Regions from separate parts of the Homo sapiens genome. Here regions 2, 3 and 4 are each linked to region 1. Evidence: chromatin loops called from intact Hi-C (ENCODE). Cell type or tissue: heart left ventricle. All regions are shown on one strand.

Region 1 (5,000 bases):
CACCTTGTTGGCCAGGCTGGTCTCAAACTCCTGACCTCAGGTGATCTGCCTGCCTCGGCCTCCCAAAATGCTGGGATTACAGGCGTGAGCCACCGTGCCCGGCTGGCAATTTTTATTTTTTAGATACAGGGTGTCGCTGTGTTACCCAAACTGGAGTGCCGTGACGTGAACGCAGCTCACTGCAGCCTTAACCTTCCTGGGCTCAAGCGATCCTCCCACCTCACCCTCCCAAGTAGCTGGGACTAGAGCTGCGCTTCACCATGCCTGGCTAATTTCAGGCAATTTTTAATTGTTAGAAAAACTGTAAGGCAACATAAGAGAAGTGGATGGTGGGGACTGCAAATGTCATGTGGCCTAGTGGTATTGAGAAGCATTTTGTGAAGCAGAGAGTGCGTGTTCCGATTCTGTAGGAGCACATGTCTTGGTGTGGGTGTCTTTGCCTTCCTAGAACTTCCTGATGATAAGAAGCCTGTAAACACCAGTGTGTCCGTCAGTATTTGGAATCTTGTTTATTACATAGTCCTCAGGTTCATTGTCAAAAAATTCTTTACTGATGGTATTAATCAGTATTTGGAATCTTATTTATTTCATAGTGCTCAAGGTCATTGTCAAAAAATTCTTTACTAATGGTATTAATCATGCTTCTCACACTCCAGTTTTTCTGGTATGGTTTTCTGTTCCAAATTGACTCCTGTGCTCAGGTCATTAGTTTGGCTTACTAACAGGAGCCCTGACAGCTATATTCAATATTTTTCTCTGCAGTGGCCAAGTAGCCAAGAATTTACTAGTTTAGACACCCACCTCAGTTTAGAAGGTAGGTGTGAGTGTGTGTGTGTGTGTGTGTGTGTGTGTGAGAGAGAGAGAGATAGAGAGAGAGAGAGAATATCTAAGAAGGAGTTAATATTTTAAACTTTGCATTGTTTAACTGGAAATCTGTGTTCTGCCGGGCCGCTTTTATGTGGTGTACCTATAACCTATACACATACTTGTGCCTTTCAAAGGCTAACGCCACATCCCTCCTACTAAAATTGCTTATTAGAGCTAATTTTAAGAATTGAGTTAGAACTGCCCTATAATGTAATGCAGAATATTTCCCAATAATGCCTAGGTTAACAATGATAGTCTTGCTGTATTGTGCAAAAAAGGCTTCTGTTCAGACCCAGCTGGGTTTCAGGCTTAATTCATTGCTCTATGGTGGGATCACCACAGCTGCTGTGGGGCCTTTACAAATGCAAAAAAGCTGTCAGTGTTTGTTTCATCAGCTGCATAAGTGATGAGGCCAAGTTGAGGAATCCATTCCAGTGCGCAGTGTGCAGGCTGTAGCTATTATTGTTTACAGAATTAGTGTGTTGGAGCTTTAAAATAGTTGGCACATCGTCTGCCCTTTAAAAGCACAAGACTAAGGAATGAGACCAGTTGGTTGTCCTTGTAATGTTGGCCGGATCCAGCCCAGCCCTTGTCTTTTAACAGCTACTGCTCCGGGCTGTGCTGTGGGACTTGACTACTCTTTGGAGGAAGTGGGGGTGCTTGCTGAGTTCTTGTCTCTGTAGTTCTGCATCCCAAACTTAGGTTTGCATTAAAAAAAAAAAAACAAAAAAAAACCACGCAGTCATTTAGAGTTCCATAAGTGTAATTGAGATTTAAAGCCTTAATCATCCTCCCAGCCCCAAATAGGTATAGGACTGTCAGCTGGGATTTCAAATATCTGTGCAGTAACATTCCAGATTTGGCTCTGTGAGATTTATTTTGTGAAGTGATACTGCTTTGGGACTTGCCCTCATCTCTCCCCATGGGTACAGAAGTTAAGGCTACTTCTTGGCTGGCAGCCAAGAAGCCAGGAAAGCCCCATTGGACAGGTCACTTTCCAGGCAATTAAGGAGTATTCTGCAGGGCTCTCCGTGAATGCTGTCTTAACAGTGTAAGGTGACCCTCTTCCCCAGGGACCTGATGAGCCCGGGCAGCATGTTCACTTGCTTTTGGACTGGGCAAGCAGGAATCTGGGACCAGCATCATGGTCATTCACAGGATAGTGTGGGATTGTCCCAGCCCCTCCCTCATTTACATTCAGACCCCTTCTCCACTCAGGGGTCTCTGCCTCATGGAAACTGGAGGGCATGGGCGGTGGCTGGTCTGTTACGGTTTTGAAAGTGGAGCTCATCAGGTCTCCTAGCCAACGGGGGTGAATAATTGTGCTTCCTTCCTCCCAGCTGGAAAAGGTCCCAAAGTGCTCTCTCATATTCATAAAAGAGATGGCACGAGGCTTAGTGTCTCCAAATTAAAGGTCAATACTGATCAGCTTTCTCTCAAAGAACTGTCACATATGCTCTCCTGGAGACATTTGTGTCTTCCCATTTTACCTTAGGAAGTCTCTGGAGCCCAGGAAGACAAGTGTGTCCGATGAATCTCCTGTGGTGTTGGTACTGATTAAGCAGAGTTTGGGGATCCTTGTATGGCCCCTCTTTTAAAGAGCTTTTTAGCACGGTCTCTGCCAAGTATATTTTAACTATTAGTTACAATGATCTTCCAACAGAGAGCAAACAACATAAGTAATAGTTTAGAGTTTTACTTCTTAACGTCTTCCCAAATTCCTTCTCTTTCTCTTTCTTACCTGCACCCTGGAATAGTAGTAATGAAAAGGAAAATAGCAAACCGTGAGCTCCATATCCTCTCCCGCTGGGGGAAGGACTAATTTGCAGGGCCTCATAAGGAAACAGCAGTTTCATGGTCATTGTTGTCAGCCTAGCAGCGCTTGGTTGCACTTCCGTTGCTCAACGTGTTTCTCCTGGCTAGGGTGTTTGTAGTATATTTTGAGTTTTAGGAATCTTTCATCAAAGTTTCTTCTGCTTTTTTGTCATTTTAAGGCAAAACATTTTCTTTTGGTAGCTTGAAAGTTCTACACTCTCAATGTTTAAACATTTTTTGGGGGCAGGGTGAGAAACAGCTTTGTGGACGCATATCTGATTGTGTGTGTTTGTTATTTCATGTCAGAGTCATCTCATGACCCCAGGAGACCTCGCCAGTGGCCTGCCTCCTAGAAAATGCACTGCTGTAATAACAATCAGGGCGCCAGCTGACCACTGGTTGTCCCTCAGCCACTTATTAGCTGCATGTCCAGGAGGATCACCAGGCCGTGGTTTAAATTCTCAGTGTTCTCCATTGTAATGTGGGGTGCACGTGCGTCCCTGAGTGGAGATTAGGTGCTCTAATAGGCACAACTGTGCCCCTTTCATTGTAGGCATTCTCTTCCACCTGTATATTAGTATTGCTTCTAGCTGCGTGATCGAGGGTTTGGGTTAATGCTGACATATTGCAACTTACTGGATGGCAAACAGTTAAGTTGTCTTCTTTGGCTGTGGGGAGAGATGGTGAATTCAACACTCTGAAACTCTGAACACAGTGTCCAAAGAGACCCTGGGCTTCCTGGAGTGTTATTCTCTTACTCTCCTAAACTATTCTCCCACTCCCATGAAAAAGAAAATCTTAAAGCGGCTTATCAGTATCTGACATAAGACAGAGTGAGGCCTTTCCTTTTATCTACATAGAGATAGCTCAAAGATCTGCTTGAGGGGCAGCAAAAGGCATGTCAGCAACCACCAGGAAAGGATCCTGAAGCCTAACCAACTGGTTATAAACAGCAGTAGGTGCCCAGGAGGGAACCGATACCTTCTGCAAGAGCATCAGTTGTGAAATGGCCTAGGTACAAGGATGTTCTTAGAATCAGGTTTCAAATTATAGTAACATGTAGACAGACTCTGAATGCTCTGGGAATGGAGTAAGCTGGTTCTAGTGAATTTTCTGGTTGACTGTTTCAAGCCATGGCATTAACTCCTTATGAAGGATATTTTTTGGCTGTCCTGTCTTCAGAAGTCCGGTGTGACGCGCGAACTCAATGGTTGCGTTCCCGAGGACCTTATGGAGTGCTTCCTGTCTGTCTGCCAGTGCTTTGTTACTGTGCACCTCTGTAGATATGCAGTAGGGGGTTTTTGGGTGGTGTGCATGCTGATCCCCAGAGGGTTTATATTTTACCTGCACTCCTGAGGATGTGTTTGTGTTGCTTGGGGCCCTGAGAAAAAACTGCATTCAGCGGAGGATTTAGTAAGAAGAAAGTTGGTTCCATGAAGTGTACATCAGCAGCCCCCGAGGATGCTGTGGGGTTGCAACTCCTAAGGCTTAACTGCGGCGGGGATCGGTTAATAGTATGGACAACCCCACACCCCAGAACAGGGGATAGGTGATGGACGACAGTGGGACACCATACCTAATGTGCATGCCTGCTTCCTAGAAATTGTGATAGTGTGGTGACTCTTTCCTTCTCTGAAAAGACCAAACCCCATCACTTAATATGGAAATTTAAAACCAAACCTCCAAACCCTTCTGACAGCATTTTTGACCAAATTGGCTTTTCGTAAGGGTAGAGCTAGATTTTCCGAAGAGCTTTAAAAACACAGCCTAGAAGCTTATCTTTGTGAACTTTTGCTGTTGTCAACAGTGGATATCTTGCTGCTGCTAATAGAAAACAAAAAAGTTCATTTGCCAAAATGCTTGTCATTTCCTCCTGAGGAGTGCAGCTTAACGCCAGGACTTCATTTAGTCAGAGGGAAATGGTTGCTACCTCCCTGTTAAGCTTCTTTCCATTATCCAGTTATGGCAGAATGAGTGTTGGGGCGGCCTGGGGAGATGGGGGTAAAATAAAGGAACAGCTAAGAAGTGGTTCTGCAGAATGTGTACTTATATCCGAAAGCCTGGATGGAAAGGACGGTGGCTTTGGAAGGGGTGTAAAATGGGAGGGGGTGGCAATCGCTGAAGCATGACAAGCCTCCGAAGGCCTCTGGGACTTGAACACAAAAAAGGGAGCTTTTTGCAGCTCTTTCACATGCACACGTCTCCCTCTGCCCCATCCATCCTCCCCTGCTGTTTTGTAAATCTCCCAGTTGGAAATTTTTAACATGGGAGAGCTTCTTCCTGTGCTTCAGTTGGCAGAATGCTCACACGCAGCTGCA
Region 2 (5,000 bases), 110 kb after region 1:
ATCTGTATGCTTCCATTTCTTATTTATTTATTTATTTTTTTTTTTGAGACTGAGTCTCACTCTGTCTCCCAGGCTGGAGTGAAGTGGCACGATCTCAGCTCACTGCCACCTTTCCCTCTAGGTTCAAGCAATTCTCGTGCCTCAGCCTCCTGAATAGCTGGGATTACAGTCGCGTGCCACCACGCCTGGCTAGTTTTTGTATTTTTAGTAGAGATGGGATTTCACCATGTTATTCAGGCTAGTCTTGAACTCCTGACCTCGTGATCTGCCCATCTTGGCCCCCAAAAGTGCTGGGATTACAGGCGTGAGGCACCATGCCAGGCCTGCTTCCATTTCTAAAATGAACTTTTATAAAATGCTTAATTAAGTCTGATGTAGGTGTGTGAACATAAGTCCTTCTTAGATTAACAGCTACAGAAGAGAACCTCTCAATATCCTTGGCCATGTGAATCATCATCTATTAATAAAAACTATAGTGACTTAATCTTGCTGATTCTTTAAACATGTATCTCTTCCTATTTACCTTGCTTTAGTGACTGTTGTCAACCATGTCTGTCTTCCCACCTCTTGCTCTGTCTCAAGTCTCTGTATAATTTTTTCTTCCCTCTTTAGTGCTTTTAAAATTTGAGTCTTTCTTTATATCTTTATGACTGGAATTGCTGGAATAGTCTCTGGGCTGGCTGTTTGTTTTTGGTCATCTCTGCATTCATTTTGTTAATTCTTAAGAACTTGTATTCGTTCTGGAGCAACAGACATGAGGTTGCCAGTTTGAAATGAGACCTTCAAGATCCATCATTAATGTGTACATTAAAACAAAAATCATGCCAGTTGTATGCCGCCAAGATCAGTTGCCTCCTTCTGCAGTACTCTCTCCTTTTATTTGTGATTCTTTTACTTAAGTGGCCAATGCGGATCCAATTCCATGTCTTCTGACTGGATTGTAAATTCCTTGAATGCACAGCACCCATATCTGCTGTATCCTTTGAGCTCCCAAGGGAGGCAGCAACATTTTTAAGAGCTCCGTACATATTTCTGTTGCAGTGTACATTCTGGCATTGCTCACTTTATAAAACTCAAGTAAAATGATCCATTATCCTTCTGGTTGTGGGTATAACAACACCTTTTTCTGAACTTTGTCAGGAATATAAAACTATTACTAGTTGATGAACGTATTTGATTTTGGGGCGTATAAAGAAGTGAGATGGTTGTGTGTTGCTTTCATTCTTTTTAACAGCCTGTGGATTCACTTTTCTTTGAGGCCTGTTCAGAAAGGTCATTGCCCCTTTACCTTATGGGTGTAATTCTGACATTGAGAACTGGGTCGTGGTCACACAGTACGTGTTCGGAAATTCCTTTAAAATAAAGTTTATTTTGACTCTGAATATTGCCTTGCTTTCTATTCAGTAACTCCTCTCTTTTCTTATGTTTCTTCAGGATGACAGTGATGGGATTCCGTGGTCAGAAGAACGGGTGGTACGTAAAGTCCTTTATTTGTCTCTGAAGGAGTTCAAGAATTCCCAGAAGAGGCAGCATGCGGAAGGCATTGCTGGGAGCCTGAAAACTGTGAATGGTGAGTTGACTCTTGGAATATCTCATTGGAATGTACAATATCTCTGGGCGTGGACTTGTTCCTGAATTGGATGTATTCTGGCAGCTTGTGCTTCCTGGTCTAGGCACCTAAAGGCAGTCTGTAGGCTAGGTGAATCTGCACTGCAGACATCCTGTTGGGTTTATAGGGTTGTTTTTGTGTTCCTTTATGTACCGCGTTATATAGTGGACAAAATACATTAGTCTGTTCTGTAGGTCCTGTCTTGCTGGTTTTTCTATATGTATGTCTTTCCACACTGGTATGTGAGCAGAACTCTTTGATGATCTTGCTGAAATGTGGAGTCTTTAGTTCTTGTCCCCGGGTTGTATAGGAAATAGCCTAAATCTTTCTGTCTACTGCTTTTCCTGCTCTCTGGCTCAGCGGCTTTCTCATCTCTCCTTCCTTCCTTGCTGGGCAGGTTCCTGCAGTGGGACAGCTTTGCATACCTCTAGAAGTGTGCTTCTTCCTGGATGATTATCACTTGGCTCCTTGATGCCTGGAAAGAAACTTGTTCCTATATGAGTTTGTTCTCATGTCTGTTTTGAACAGGGTTCATATGGTGCAGATGAAGTCATCCAACAGAAAGTATCTGAGGACAAACATTTGCTTGTAGTTTACTATTTTATTTCAGGGGAATGCAGTGACATTCTATAATCCCCTGTGTACTTATCAGGATTACAGTTAAAGTGAATGAATTGACCATGTTTTTGTTTATGCTTCCTTGGGGCAAGGAGATGAGAAAGAGCAGGTTCTGTTCTTTTTTGAGAGCTATGGCTCTGGTCTTAGGAGAGTCACCACATATGGGGTACTTGACAGTTTGTTAGGGTGCCAAAGGACAGGTTCACCATGGCTTCCAATTTGTTTCCCACCACCTTAGTTGTATGGTGAGTTGTCTGGCAGCCTCCTGTTGGAACTAGTGTTCACAGGCACTAGTGCACAGCAGTACCTGTTGCTGCTCTGTTTCTATGGGGCAATGGCAGAGTTTCCTGAGATGACCTCTCTGAACTTCACCATTCACCCTAGTTGTGCTGTCTCCTTCCACTGTTGCGTGACTTGAAAGAAGAGCCTCTGTCCACCCTCCCGGGTTTTCTTTCTTATGGGTGACTTGCCTTTGGAGGTCAACCATTAAGGCCATAGTGGCTCAGTCATGTGTGCGTCTCTCAACAAATCTCAGCCAACATGTATGGGAAAGGCCCATTTTGAGTCTTAACATTTGCAGAAAACAAAATAAGTTGTGGAATCTATTGCCATAGAATCCAATTTAGACCCTCATAGCTGCTTTCCTAAAAGGCACTCTGCCTTGTTCTGTGGGTCTCCAGCAGAGAGGGACCCTAGCCATTCGTTGCTTGTAATACAGTAAACTAAAAACCTTGTGTGTAGTTGGAGAACATTTGATGTGATATAGATCGTGTTTATTGTCATTGATTCACGTTGAACGTAGCATCTTGCTTGATTAAATGTGGGGGGTTGGGTATGAAGGAGAATATCACTTAATCCTAGAGTTTAGAGTGGAGCAGTGACTGCTGTACTGTTAGATTGTATGGTTGTGATGCTCTCACTGTACTGTTCAGGAATGGTGTAATGCCTTAGTGTTTCTTGGCATTGCCAACAGTGGAAACAAAAACACCCATATTTTCTTAACTGGGAAACACCAGCTTTTAGAACAAGAAGTTAGCCAGATGTTCAGGATTTAATAAAGGTAGAATTTGAGTAAATGAACAAAAACTAAAGTTTGTCATTCCAGAAGCAACCAGTGCTGTCAGCCAGTTGGCCAAATGTAGGTTTAGCTCTGGCAGAGTCAAGGGATTGATGATACTGAGGAGAAAAATCTCAGTTGGCAAAGATGCCCACATTGGGATCACTGAAGTCTTTTTATTTATTCTGGCACTACCTTCATAAGGGAAGGTTAGTTTTTGTCATGGTAGTTTGCTTTTCATCCAGATAAAGACTTTTAAGTCTTTTAAAAAATACAGAGACACCTCGGCTTCTCTTTGGGTTGTGAAATTGCTGTGAATATGCCATTTTCTAGTTTGTGTTGGTTTTTATGAAGGCAGCGTTCCAAGGTTACCTTTTTGTTATTCTGTATGTGGGATTTCTATAGCAGTTCTGAGTAAACAGATCTCCTTGTTTCAGGACTTGAGTGTGCTTTAAGAATCATTATTTTGCTTGGTGCGGTGGTTCATGCCTGTAATCCCAGCACCTTGAAAGGCCGAGGAGGGAGGATTGCTGGAGCCCAGGAGTTCGAGACCAGCTTGGGCAACAAACTACAACCCTGTCTTTCCAAATAATAGTAATAATAATAAATTAGCCAGGCATGGTGGCACATGCCTCTGGTCCCAGCTAGTCAAGAGGCTGAGACAGGAGGATCACTTGAACCCAGGAGGTCAAGGCTGCATTGAGCTATGTTCACACCACTGTATTCCAGCTTGGGCAACAGAGCGAGACTCTCTCTTTAAAAAATCATTATTTTCAAGGCAGCTACCATCTTAAACAAAGTGTACTTTCTTATTTTGGGGAGCTACTTGGAATCACTGGAAAACAGAATTGGTATCATGGGAAGAGCTCCTCTTCTGTAGGTGTTTTCGGAGCATGATCCAGAGAAAGCTCACACAGTAGGGAGCAACCAAGACTTTAGGGCTGGTGAGGCTAGGAGTAGGGGTTGTTGTAACTGCAAGCTGTGTTGTGCATATATATGTGGACGTGTCTGTGTGTCTTTGTGTATATATGCGTGTATGTATATGCATGCTTTGCTGAAAAATCCCTTTAGTTTGAGTGGATACTTTATAGTCAGCCATCACTCATGTCCTATCTCATAGAAACACTTCCTAAATGTCAAATGAAATCAGAAGATAGGTTAGTGGGAGTGGAAGCAGGGTGTATTAGTTTGTTTTCATACTGCTGATAAAGGCATATTGGAGACTGGGAAGAAAAAGTGGTTTAATTGGACTTACAGTTCCTCATGCCTGGGGAGGCCTCAGAGTCATGGAGGGAGGTGAAAAGCACCTGTTATATGGCAGTGGCAAGAGAAAATGAGATTTCGTGAGACTTACTCACTATCACAAGAATAGCACGGGAAAGGCCAGCCCCCATGATTCAATTACCTCCTCCTGGGTCCCTCCCACAACATGTGGGAATGCTGGGAGATACAATTCAAGTTGAGATTTGGGTGGGGACACAGCCAAACCATATCACAGCGGATTGACTATAATGGTGGTGGTTTTTTGTGAGCCTGTCACCCAGGCTGGAGTGTAATGGCATGATCTTGGCTCACTGCAACCCCCACCTCCCGGGTTCAAGCGATTATCCTGTCTCAGCCTCCCAAGTAGCTGCGATTACAGGCATGCACCACCACACCTGGGCAACAAATTGAGACCCTGTCTTTACAAATTATAGTAATAATAATAAATTAGCC
Region 3 (5,000 bases), 99 kb after region 1:
TGAAAGCAAATGTCAACAATGAGAAAAAAAGTGCCAAGTCCAGTTTCGGTTTCTAGACCAGAGTAGCCAGGAAGGTGGTGTGGAGAGGGTTGTGGTGGGGAGGGAGGAGATTGTCAAGAAGATGATTTAGTAGTTATCAGTATTTAGATTATGATTGGAGATAAGGGGACGGCAGAAGAATCAAACTTGAAGGTGGTGGAGGTGATGAAACAGCAGAAAAGGTATTTTAGTGTGGCAGGAAAACCAGGGGAGAGTCCAGTTGCCGATAAAAAGTTTGCGTTAAATTTGGCAATTAGAGTGTTTCTCATGGCAGTGAGAACAGTTTTCCTGGAAGACTAGGATGAAAGTTGAATAGGCTGCATGTCTGCTGTTCAAACACCAGCACTTCTCACGTGTAATCCCTGAACCAGCAGCATTAGCATCACCTGAGAGAATCTCAGCGAAAGGAGGCTGTGCACAGTGTGTGTTCACAAGCCCTGGGAGTGTTCCTGATGTCTGCTCAAGTTTGCCACCATTGCCTTAGATAATTATTTGTTTTACACATGAGCCACTGTAAGATTCACAGAATTCCAGAATTGGAATCCAGGCTTCTTTGTACCTCTCACTCTTTCCACCTGCCACCTGTTTCCCTGTGTTGTGTCTTGGAATGGCCTTCAAGTGCCTGCTACGTGCTGGACTCATTGCTATGTCTCAGGAACATAAAAGGCGAGTAAGACACAGACTAGTCAGAATGTGATCTGTACTACTTCACACCTCTGAACCTCAGTTTCAGCATTTAAAAATGTTTGTGTGATAAGTATGCTAGTTGAAAAATGTGGAAGAGAATATGTACAGGAAATGTGTGTGCCCTGTCGCTTGGTGGACACACGTTATTAGTGGGAAATGCTTTTTGGAGGGAAAATGTGCATCAGAATGGTTTCTGGAGGCCCATACCTGTAATGAAAGGGTGCCAATCCCAGGGTGGTTATTAATTATTGGGAGGGCTGGAGGACACAGGAAGGGGTTAAGGCATATGAGACAACTTTATCTGTTTCTGGAAAAAATAAGGCAATATGTCAGTTTATGTTAAGTCCAAGGACAGAGTTTATTTGTAGACTTTCTGTTAGTGTGGAAATTTGCATGAGATAGACAAAAATAAACTGGTGGTTTGTAATATAACATGACCAGAGATAACCAGTCTTGTGACAATATACGTATACTTCTGTTTATTTCCTTGCTGGGGTTCGGGTGGGGTAGTTATTGTTCAACCAAAAAAGCCAGCGAGTCAGTCAGGCATTGATTGATCTCATAAAATGATCCCCCAGCAGTGTCCTGGGTCCTGGTGGAAGAAACAGCAGCACTAACTCCTTTCCATCACCCACAGGGCCGTAATTCTAACCAGCCCTGTCAGTAAGGGGCAACCATGAATCAAATCAAGCCTGTTTTGGCCACCCTGTGGGTACTTGGAGACTGGCTGGTGGATAGGACTGGTTTTTGTCTGGCCTCAATCCCGGAGGCTTTATTTTGTAGTGATTTCCTTAGAAAAGGATTTGAAGGTGTAGGAAAGCAGTGTGTCTTCAAGGCTTTGCAGACAGACTTTACTTCATCTTCAGGATGTTTCCTGCAAGAGGGGTTTCCTGCAAAACCCCTAGAGGCCAGATGTGCCCCACAGGACTGGAACCACTTCCAACCTGGAGAGTTGTATGAGTGGATGTCTGCACTTTGAATAGTTCTTGCCTGCTTTAGACTCTAATTTTCTTGTAAAAGATTTCTTATCTCCCACAGTTTTCTTGGTAAATGGAGTAACACATAAGGCACATAAGACTCTCAGGGACGTAGTAAAATGCACTATCACGTAACACGCAATGTCAATTGAAACCCTATCCAATTTAATGCAGATATGTCAGTGCTGTCCAAAAGAACTTCTTGTGATGACAGAACCGTTCTGTAGCTGTGTTGTCCATTGACAGGTGGTCGGATTGTGGCCATTGAGTAACTGAAATGTGACCAGCATGACTCAAGGACCTTAATTTTAAATTTTAATTGAGTTAATTATAAGTACTTACATGTGACTAGTGGCTACTGTATTAGACGGTGCAGATTAGAATGTGGCATTTGGGGATTTTTTGGGGGTATATCATAATGAACATAAAAAGGCATTAGTGATTAAAAGATCCAAATATTAGAATTTCTTTGTAAATAAATTAACATAAATTCCCAAGGAAATTCTAGTAACATAAATTCCCAAAGTGAAGTCATATATAGTTGCACACTGGCATTGGTGATATTGAACTATTTATTTGATTTGATTTTTGAAGACACTGGCCAATAATTTATTTGTAATTTGATTTCCTCGCCACCACTCCATCAGTGAAGGTACATTGACAATCCAGGTGTCTGTTAGATGCTGGAAGATAATCCTGCTGTAGATCTTGGGTCTTTTTTGATTACATTGAAAAAGCGAACCGTCAGATCCAGCACTGCAGGAGGTTTTAATGCCGTGTTGCGTGGTTCTGGCTGCTCTGTTCCCTGACTGCACCCTTTAACCATGAGCGTGCGGACGTCTTGCTGCCATGCTGCTGCCTTGACGACGGCGGATGTCTGACATGCTCAGACGCAAAAGAGCTGACTTGGCAGCTGCCCAGCAGATTTTTATAAAGGCTCAGTTGGTGGCCGGAGATTCAGCCTGTCAGAGTTGTGTTATGCAATAAATCGTTTTCAGCAGAAGTTCTTAATCCAATTTCAGCTGCAGCTTTTTTTTTTTTTAAATAGGCAGTAATCAAAGATAAGTACACATTATTTAATGGGAGTTTGGAAGAAGTAAAACTCTCCTTGCAGAAGCATTTTCAGGCCGTTTACCCTAACCTGGGAAGCATGTCTGTCTGAAGAAATTTGCTGCTTTGAAGTGCTTTTAATTTAAACCCTAGGCAAGGGAACATCATTCACAAGTTCAGTAAGTAAGTTTCTTCTCTCAAGATGTTTCCTGGCCCCTTATTTCCAGTTGTGAATGTTACTCAGGCTTCACTTTATTTGAATATTGACAGACTACTTTTTTTTTTTGGAATTAAATCAATTGGAAATTATTAGTACTACTGTTACTTTGTTAAAAGGGAAGAAAAGGTTATTTTAGACAAAGTTGAAGTTGTACCTTTCTCATTTTCCTTCATCACCCCCAACCCCATTTTTGTTTACACTTAATCTGTGGGAAGAATCAACATTCCCTCCCAATTTTTTATTTGGTGCTTTCGTTTTTCTCTCAAAGTGTTGCTGGAACAGGTTTGGCATATCAGGCAGCCACAAGTTGTTTCAAGTAGGGTGATTTAACAGCAGGTATATGAGAAACACGTTCTGAAAATAAAAGGCATTCATGTACAGGATTCCAGTCATTTATCCTTGGGAGGAGGAAATAGCAATCAATCCTTTCCTTGTCCATGGGCCTAGTTTTTTAGAATGTTTTTTTTCATTTGCTATTCAGCTCTGTACGGCTGTTGTTCAGATCCACCATCCTTAATCCCATGATATGACATTGCATGTTGGTCCTTTGGGCATTGGAGTCAGGAAAAGCACTTCTTTTTCTTTTTGAAAGTAGCCACATCCCTCCACCTGTAGAGCTCTAGCGATCTCTATATGTGGGTGGGGGGCGGGGGGGGCGGGGGGGGTGGGGGGTGGGGTTGGCAACTCCAATTGCCATGTCTTAGCATTTCTGTGAATTTTAATAAAGAGGCTCTGTGTTAGGAGATCTTCCTGCCTGTGATCCTGAGTGCTCCTTTCCTTGGTCTCCTATGGCCCCATCAATTCGAAGGCGATTTCTGCATTTCAGTTGGTTTTAGGTACTAGGGGTTGTGAAGAGCCTTTGATGTCCTGTGCCCCTGCCCAGTGGAAGCAGGATTGTTTTTTTGCAGCACCTTCCGTAAGTGCACCTAGGTTGCCACCTTCTGCCTCTTTATCACCAGGTTGTTATTTAAAACATTGGTGGGGGGTCTGAATTCCAACTTTAGAACAGATGTGTGTCACACTTACAATCCTGCTATGTCTATGTTATATTTGTTTTATAATATTTATTGTAGTGGCTTTATTTCTTTTTGGAGATATGGTTAAAAAAAAAGTCTTTGTGTCATTGTAGGCTTTTTTTGGTTTGTTTTTAATTGATTCAGATTTCCTGGAAGGGGCCTGGTAGAGTTGGTTGACCCATGACCCAGTTTCCACGAGGTATTTCCCTGTCGTTACTACCAGTGCCCTTGATTTGGGTAATAAATGACTTGACCACTCTACCTGTGAAGCATGAGTGTCTAAGGTAGTTTGCCTGCAAGTGATAGGAAATTAACTGTCTTCCATTTTTAAATAGATGTAATTGTCAGAAAATTGATTTTTAATTGATCAGAAATGTGTTTTCCTTTAACCCATGCTTTTTCATCTTTGTTTCCTTCTCCCAAATCAAGATGGCCTGAATTTGAAACCATAATAAAAACCAAGGTATGAACAAATTGCATAACGATGGTTTGCCAATTGTAGGCTAGTAATAGAAAATTCCTTCCCCTACTCCCACTTCTATCCCCACTACTAATAATAGTTTTTTTTCATATATTGTTTACATGAAGCCTCTGCAAACCAATAATTTTAATTTTGCTTTTACCTAGGAGTCAGTGTGAGTTACATATTTAACATCTCTGGCTACTAACACATTTCTGAGTTTTGAAATTTTACTTCCTGATCTGATATCTGCCATGGACTGACTACCAATGCCACATTTGCGTCAAGACTCTGGAATTCATCTCTAGAAATAACTAAAAGTTTCACGATTACTTCGTTTCCCCCATACCTTTGACTCTAAAGGGAGAAAGCAGTGGTGTGGACCTTATACTAAAGGAAGGCTGAGCAGAGAAATCATGATTATTAAATGCAGGTGGTGCTGAGCTCACTGCCCAACTCCTGCTTCCCCAGGAGAGGTTTGCTGTTAGTACAATCATGATGGAGTTTTCAAGTCTTTCCAGTCGACTCCAAGTATCATCCTCTGGGTGGCA
Region 4 (5,000 bases), 89 kb after region 1:
TAAGAAACTATGTAGCCCCCCGCCTCTCCACCCCGTTCTTAATATTAATGTTACATTGTCCTCTGTCTGTAAGCTGTTTCCTGATAACGTGCATTGTCATTGGAGAGGAAGACTATTCTTCCCCCAGCTCAGATGTAGATTACTAAGTAAAAAGTCCCCAGAGGACCACATGACCACATGATCCAGGAATCAGAATAGTGAAGGGAAGGCTCCAAGCATGGCCTGGGAGGTCTAAGTCAGGGATACAAATGAAGCTCTGCATCTTGGGGTTTCCTTGCAGATCCTTTTCCTGTGCTTCAGTCCTTTCCACCTTACTCTCCCTTAACGTCCTGGAAACATGAAGTTGTCTGAGTGTCTATTAAGTAGTTCACTTGGCTGTCATGTAGGGAGCAGACAATGATGGTGTGCTTCCAGCAGGCAGAACAGTTCAAAGGCAGGGTGCAACCTCTGCTTTTCCCCCCTCAGACATGACTGTAAGTCTAAATTCACTGTAAATAATGTGTACAGTGGAATAAGTTTTGTAAATAAATACGCATAGCATAGCGCCACGAGGTTACTTATTACAGCTGCAAAGGGCTATTGAGACATCAATACATCTTTTGCTTTTATTGGTGAACAATACTCTGTTGCATGGATATGTCCCATTTTATGCATTCATGAGTTGATGGACACTTGGCTGGGTGGTTTCCATGTTATCGTCATGATGAATAATGGTGCTGTGAACATTTGTAAGCAAGTTTTGGTGTGGACTGTTTTTCACTTTTGGGTGTATGCCAGAGAATTGAATTTCTGGGTCACATGGCAACTGTTTAACCTTTTGAGTAATAGCCTTTTGAGTATTTTTCAGAGCCACCGTATCATTTTACACTCCCACTGCTGTTTGAGGTTCCAGTTTCTCTGCATCCTTTCCAATACTTGTTGCCTGTCTTTTTAGAAAAATAGTTATTGTAGTAGGTGTGAAGTGGTATCGCATTGCTGTTTTAATTTGCATTTACCCACTAATGATATTGAGCATGTTTTCATGTGTTTATTGTTCACTTATATACATTACAGTAGAAATCTTGAGCTTAATTCATATCGTTGTACCTATTCTGAGAGAGCTTTGATTCATTCATATCTTACTTAAATTTCTACTTAAATGGTGGTTTTAAAAAGAGCAGTTTGGAGACAAGAATGCTTATGTTATTTAGGAAAAAATATCATTATCGAGGAAGGTCTCTTTCTGAACAACAACAGCAAAATTTTATTCCAAAATCGAATGCCAATTGATCGTGGTGAATTAAGTGTTCTAGTAATAAGCTGCTGGCTCAGAAGTTAGGAGCCTGTCACATTAGAATGATCCTTTTCCTGGTGGGAATTCCATGTTTCTCTTTATTGAGAACTCAGAACAATTGTAAACCCCTTCAACCAATACTCTACTCCTTCTACCTCTTCAGGATTTCAATGCAAAAAAAAAAATTCTTTTCAATCAAAACAATTACTTTTCTCTTTCTAGGGAAACGTAACAGAGATGGTAGTTTTGCATGAGTTGGAGCCACCAGTTATTTTTGACCCACTCAGGTGTTCATACTTCGTCAGTAGGAAATTCAAGGAACTGATCTTTTATGTACAGTAAAATAAAAACAAATGGGGAAAAAAATCTGCCACTTATGTTCCTAAAGCGTACAGTTTAAGATAACAGTCCCCTCTGTGCCAGCACATCCCTGTATAGCCTTTTCAGAGTTCAGCATGAGGTGTATTTCAATGGCAGCAAGTTCAGTCTTGTTCACAGGTGTATCTAAGTAAAAGGGATTTTGCAGCTGGGATTGATCAAGGATCATCAGACGAGAAGAGTATCCAGGTGAGCCCAATGTAATCACAAGCGTCCTTATTAAACAGAGGTAGGTGGCTCACTGTCAGAGCAAAAAATGAGACGAGAAGACAGGACCGAAGGTGGGAGTGATGCAGTTTGAGGATGGATAAGGGGGCCACAAGCCATGGCATATTAGCAGCCGTTAGAAGCTGAAAAGGGCACGGTATTGGATTCTCTCAGAGCTTGCAGAAAAATCCAGCCTTGCTAACACCACCAGCACAGTGAAACTGATTTTGGACTACTTACTTCCAGAACTGTAAGAAAATTTGTGTTTTAAGACAGAAATGTGATAATTTGTTAACAGCAGCAACAGGAAATTACTGCATACTTTAATGCTTTCTTTGTCCTTTGTTAACACAGGGGTTAGACATTTGATGTTACTGCTTAAGTAACACTCAGTGTCAGGCACACTTCTAAAAACTTTCAGTGTATTATATACACAGCAGACATTCAAGCACAGATAAGGAAATGAGCATGTACTTAACATTCCCCAAGATCATAGAGCCAGTAAACAGCTGGGATTTGAACCCAGACCACCGGACTGTAAAAGTGTACAGTATATCGAATGCTACTTAGCTGGGTTAGGCCACATGACTGGTGAAATTCAGCTGGTAATGTAGTTTGGAAACCATAGAATACCTACCCCTACAAGCAAGAATTGTGTGGTTGATAAATGCTGTAAAGAATGTTAAAGGAGTTCCTTAGACTGGGGTATAGGTTGGTCAGAGAAGGCTTTGAAGAAGGTGATATTTGAGAACTGAATATTAGAAAAGCCGGGGAGGTGAATTTCAGGTGGGGAGCAAGCACAAAAAACTTGATTAGGCTGCGGATTGCTGACCATGATAAGAGTTCAAGAAAGAAATAATTGAAAGTCCAGAAGAATGTTCATTGAGAGCACTATATGAACCCTCCCTCCCATTGTGTGGATTTGGTCACTGACTGGATGTCATGCAAAGGGTAGGAGGAGAGAAAACCTTACACATTCCCATTCTGCCCTGTGTGAGGTCTCAAAAGTAGTTAGTATAAGTTATAAAGGAATTATCTGCCTGTACTTTGTATTGATAAGCTACTTTTTAATTTAATTTAATTTAAGTGATACTTTGTTAGAAATTGTCAATGAACTTGATAACATCAAAAAATGCAAGCTGATATTTTGGATCACTAAGGCTGCAATATATGCAGAAATCTTAAAATTTTTACTCAAAGTGATTATGATTTTGTTTTGCCTATTAGGTGATTTTATATCTAATGTTAATACATTCTAGAACTTTCATATGGGGATAAAATACTAATAATACTAATAATTATTCACACACAGTATTTCAAAAGTAATTTTAAGTACAATTTGATTTTAGGTTAGTTGATTTATTTTTGCTTATGTAAAAAATCACATAAGATTCACTGTTGTAACCATTGTAAAGAGTACAGTTCATAGACTTTTAGTCCTTAGTGCATTCCTTCCTTCCTTCCTCTTGCTTTTTTTTTTTTGAGACAGTGTCTCACTAGGTCACCCAGGCTGAAGTGCAGTGCTGTGATCCCGGCTCACTGCAACCTCTGCCTCCTAGGCTGAAACGATTCTCGTGCCTCGGTCTCCAGAGGAGGTGGGACCACAGGTGCGTGCCACCACGCCTGGCTAATTTCTGTATTTTTAGTAGAGACGGGTTTTGCCATGTTGGCCAGGCTGGTCTCAAACTCCTGACTTCATGTGATCTGCCCACCTTGACTTCCCCAAGTGCTGGGATTACAGGCGTGAGCCAGTGTGCCCGGCCACTTAGTACATTTCTGGAACTTTTTCATCACTCTCAAAGAGAAACCCGATATCCATTAGCAGTAGTCCCCCCTCCTTTCCCAGCAACCTCTGGCAGCCAGCAATGTATTTTCTGTCTTTGTGGGTTGGCCTATTCTGGAGACTTCGTAGCAATGGAATCCTGCAATATGTGGCCTCTCTGCCTCCCTGTTTCCCTAGCTATGTTTTCAAGGTTCATCCACGCTGCCCCATGAAATCTTTTTTACGGCTGAATATCCTATTGTAAGTATATGCCATATTTCGTTCATTTATTCATCATTTGATGGACAGTTGGGTTGTTTATACTTTTTGGATATTATGTATAATGCTGCTGTGAACATTTGTGTTCACGTTTTACATGAGTGCCCAGGAATAGAATTGAATAATTCTATGTTTAACTTTTTGAGGAACCCACACTTGGCCTAAGTAGCTTTCCCACAATTGCTGTATGAGGTTTCCCGTTTCTTCATCTTCACCAACGTCTGCTGTTTTTCTTTTTGTTTTTATTATAGTCATTCTAGTGGATTTGTCTTAAGTTCACGTCTATGGAATCTTTAACAAGTACATATATTTTAACTTCCTATTTGTCACGTAGTACATTGTGTTTCATATGTAAGGGAGAGCATTTTTTTTTTAGGCAAATTCATAAATATAAGCTTGAAGTGGGAAGAAATGTATTATAGTTTTATTAATGTGCACATTTTCCTAATGTAAATACAGGAACAAAGTAGAGACAAGCGACTGAGTTGTTTTCATTATCTCATATTTTGGATTCTTGTTATTTATGTTAAAAAGTTTGTTTTTGGGCTGGGCGCAGTGGCTTATGCCTGTAATCCCAGTGTTCTGGGAGGCCGAGGCAGGCGGATCACTTGAGGTCAGGAGTTCAAGACCAGCCTGGCCAACATGGTGAAACCCCATCTCTATTAAAAATACAACATTACCTGGTCTTGGTGGCACGTGCCTGTAGTCCCAGCTACTTAGGAGGCTGAGTCAGGAGTATCACTTGAGCCCGGGAGGCAGAGGTTGCAGTGAGCTGAGAGTGCACCACTGCACTCCAGCCTGGACAACAGATTGAGACTGTCTCAAAAACAAACAAAAAACAACAACAAAAAACTTTGTTCGTTTCACAGTTACTTGGCTATGTGTTCTAAGTACCTTTTGCTCAGTGCAGAGTGAAAGACCATCTCTAGGGAACGAAGCCTTACTGGCAAGACTAGGGGCTGCTGCAGCCAGATGTCCTTCATGGCCTAGGAAAGTCATGCGTTTTTTCATTGAGTATGTAAAGTCTTCATGAAGTACGCTGAATAAGTGCAGCCATAAGCATACATCACATGGGATTTTGCAGTAATGAAGTTAACAATT

What was found. Peaks named below come from ENCODE experiments on the same cell type or tissue, not always from the same donor. Only the 100,000 strongest peaks of a DNase experiment are listed, where the experiment ranks them.
Region 2: it touches region 1 in a loop (2.3-fold over the local background); 14 of 110 quality-filtered maps call a loop at or near these places.
Region 3: a loop joins it to region 1, with 1.9 times the contacts of the local background. A loop is called at or near these places in 10 of 110 quality-filtered maps.
Region 4: a loop joins it to region 1, with 2.0 times the contacts of the local background. A loop is called at or near these places in 7 of 110 quality-filtered maps.

Annotation. Positions count from the first base shown.
Region 1 is chr6:15,263,789-15,268,788 of GRCh38, forward strand. The region is part of intron 1 of JARID2 (jumonji and AT-rich interaction domain containing 2); the gene reads left to right. Among named protein-coding and RNA genes, the nearest start is that of JARID2-AS1, 18 kb to the left of the region's middle. RefSeq lists enhancers at 930-1,439, 1,445-1,584, 3,579-4,137, 4,138-4,695, 4,696-5,000. In heart left ventricle, no CTCF peak of the experiment used is centred here; a DNase peak (open chromatin) is centred at 3,088; H3K4me3 peaks cover 1,072 bases; H3K27ac peaks cover 2,894 bases.
Region 2 is chr6:15,372,683-15,377,682 of GRCh38, forward strand. JARID2 (jumonji and AT-rich interaction domain containing 2) reads left to right here. Exons shown (of 18, transcript NM_004973.4): 2 at 1,435-1,570. Among named protein-coding and RNA genes, the nearest start is that of JARID2-AS1, 130 kb to the left of the region's middle. In heart left ventricle, no CTCF peak of the experiment used is centred here; no DNase peak of the experiment used is centred here.
Region 3 is chr6:15,362,889-15,367,888 of GRCh38, forward strand. All of the region lies in intron 1 of JARID2 (jumonji and AT-rich interaction domain containing 2), which reads left to right. Among named protein-coding and RNA genes, the nearest start is that of JARID2-AS1, 120 kb to the left of the region's middle. RefSeq lists an enhancer at 1,048-1,207. In heart left ventricle, no CTCF peak of the experiment used is centred here; a DNase peak (open chromatin) is centred at 2,573.
Region 4 is chr6:15,352,290-15,357,289 of GRCh38, forward strand. All of the region lies in intron 1 of JARID2 (jumonji and AT-rich interaction domain containing 2), which reads left to right. Among named protein-coding and RNA genes, the nearest start is that of JARID2-AS1, 110 kb to the left of the region's middle. In heart left ventricle, no CTCF peak of the experiment used is centred here; no DNase peak of the experiment used is centred here.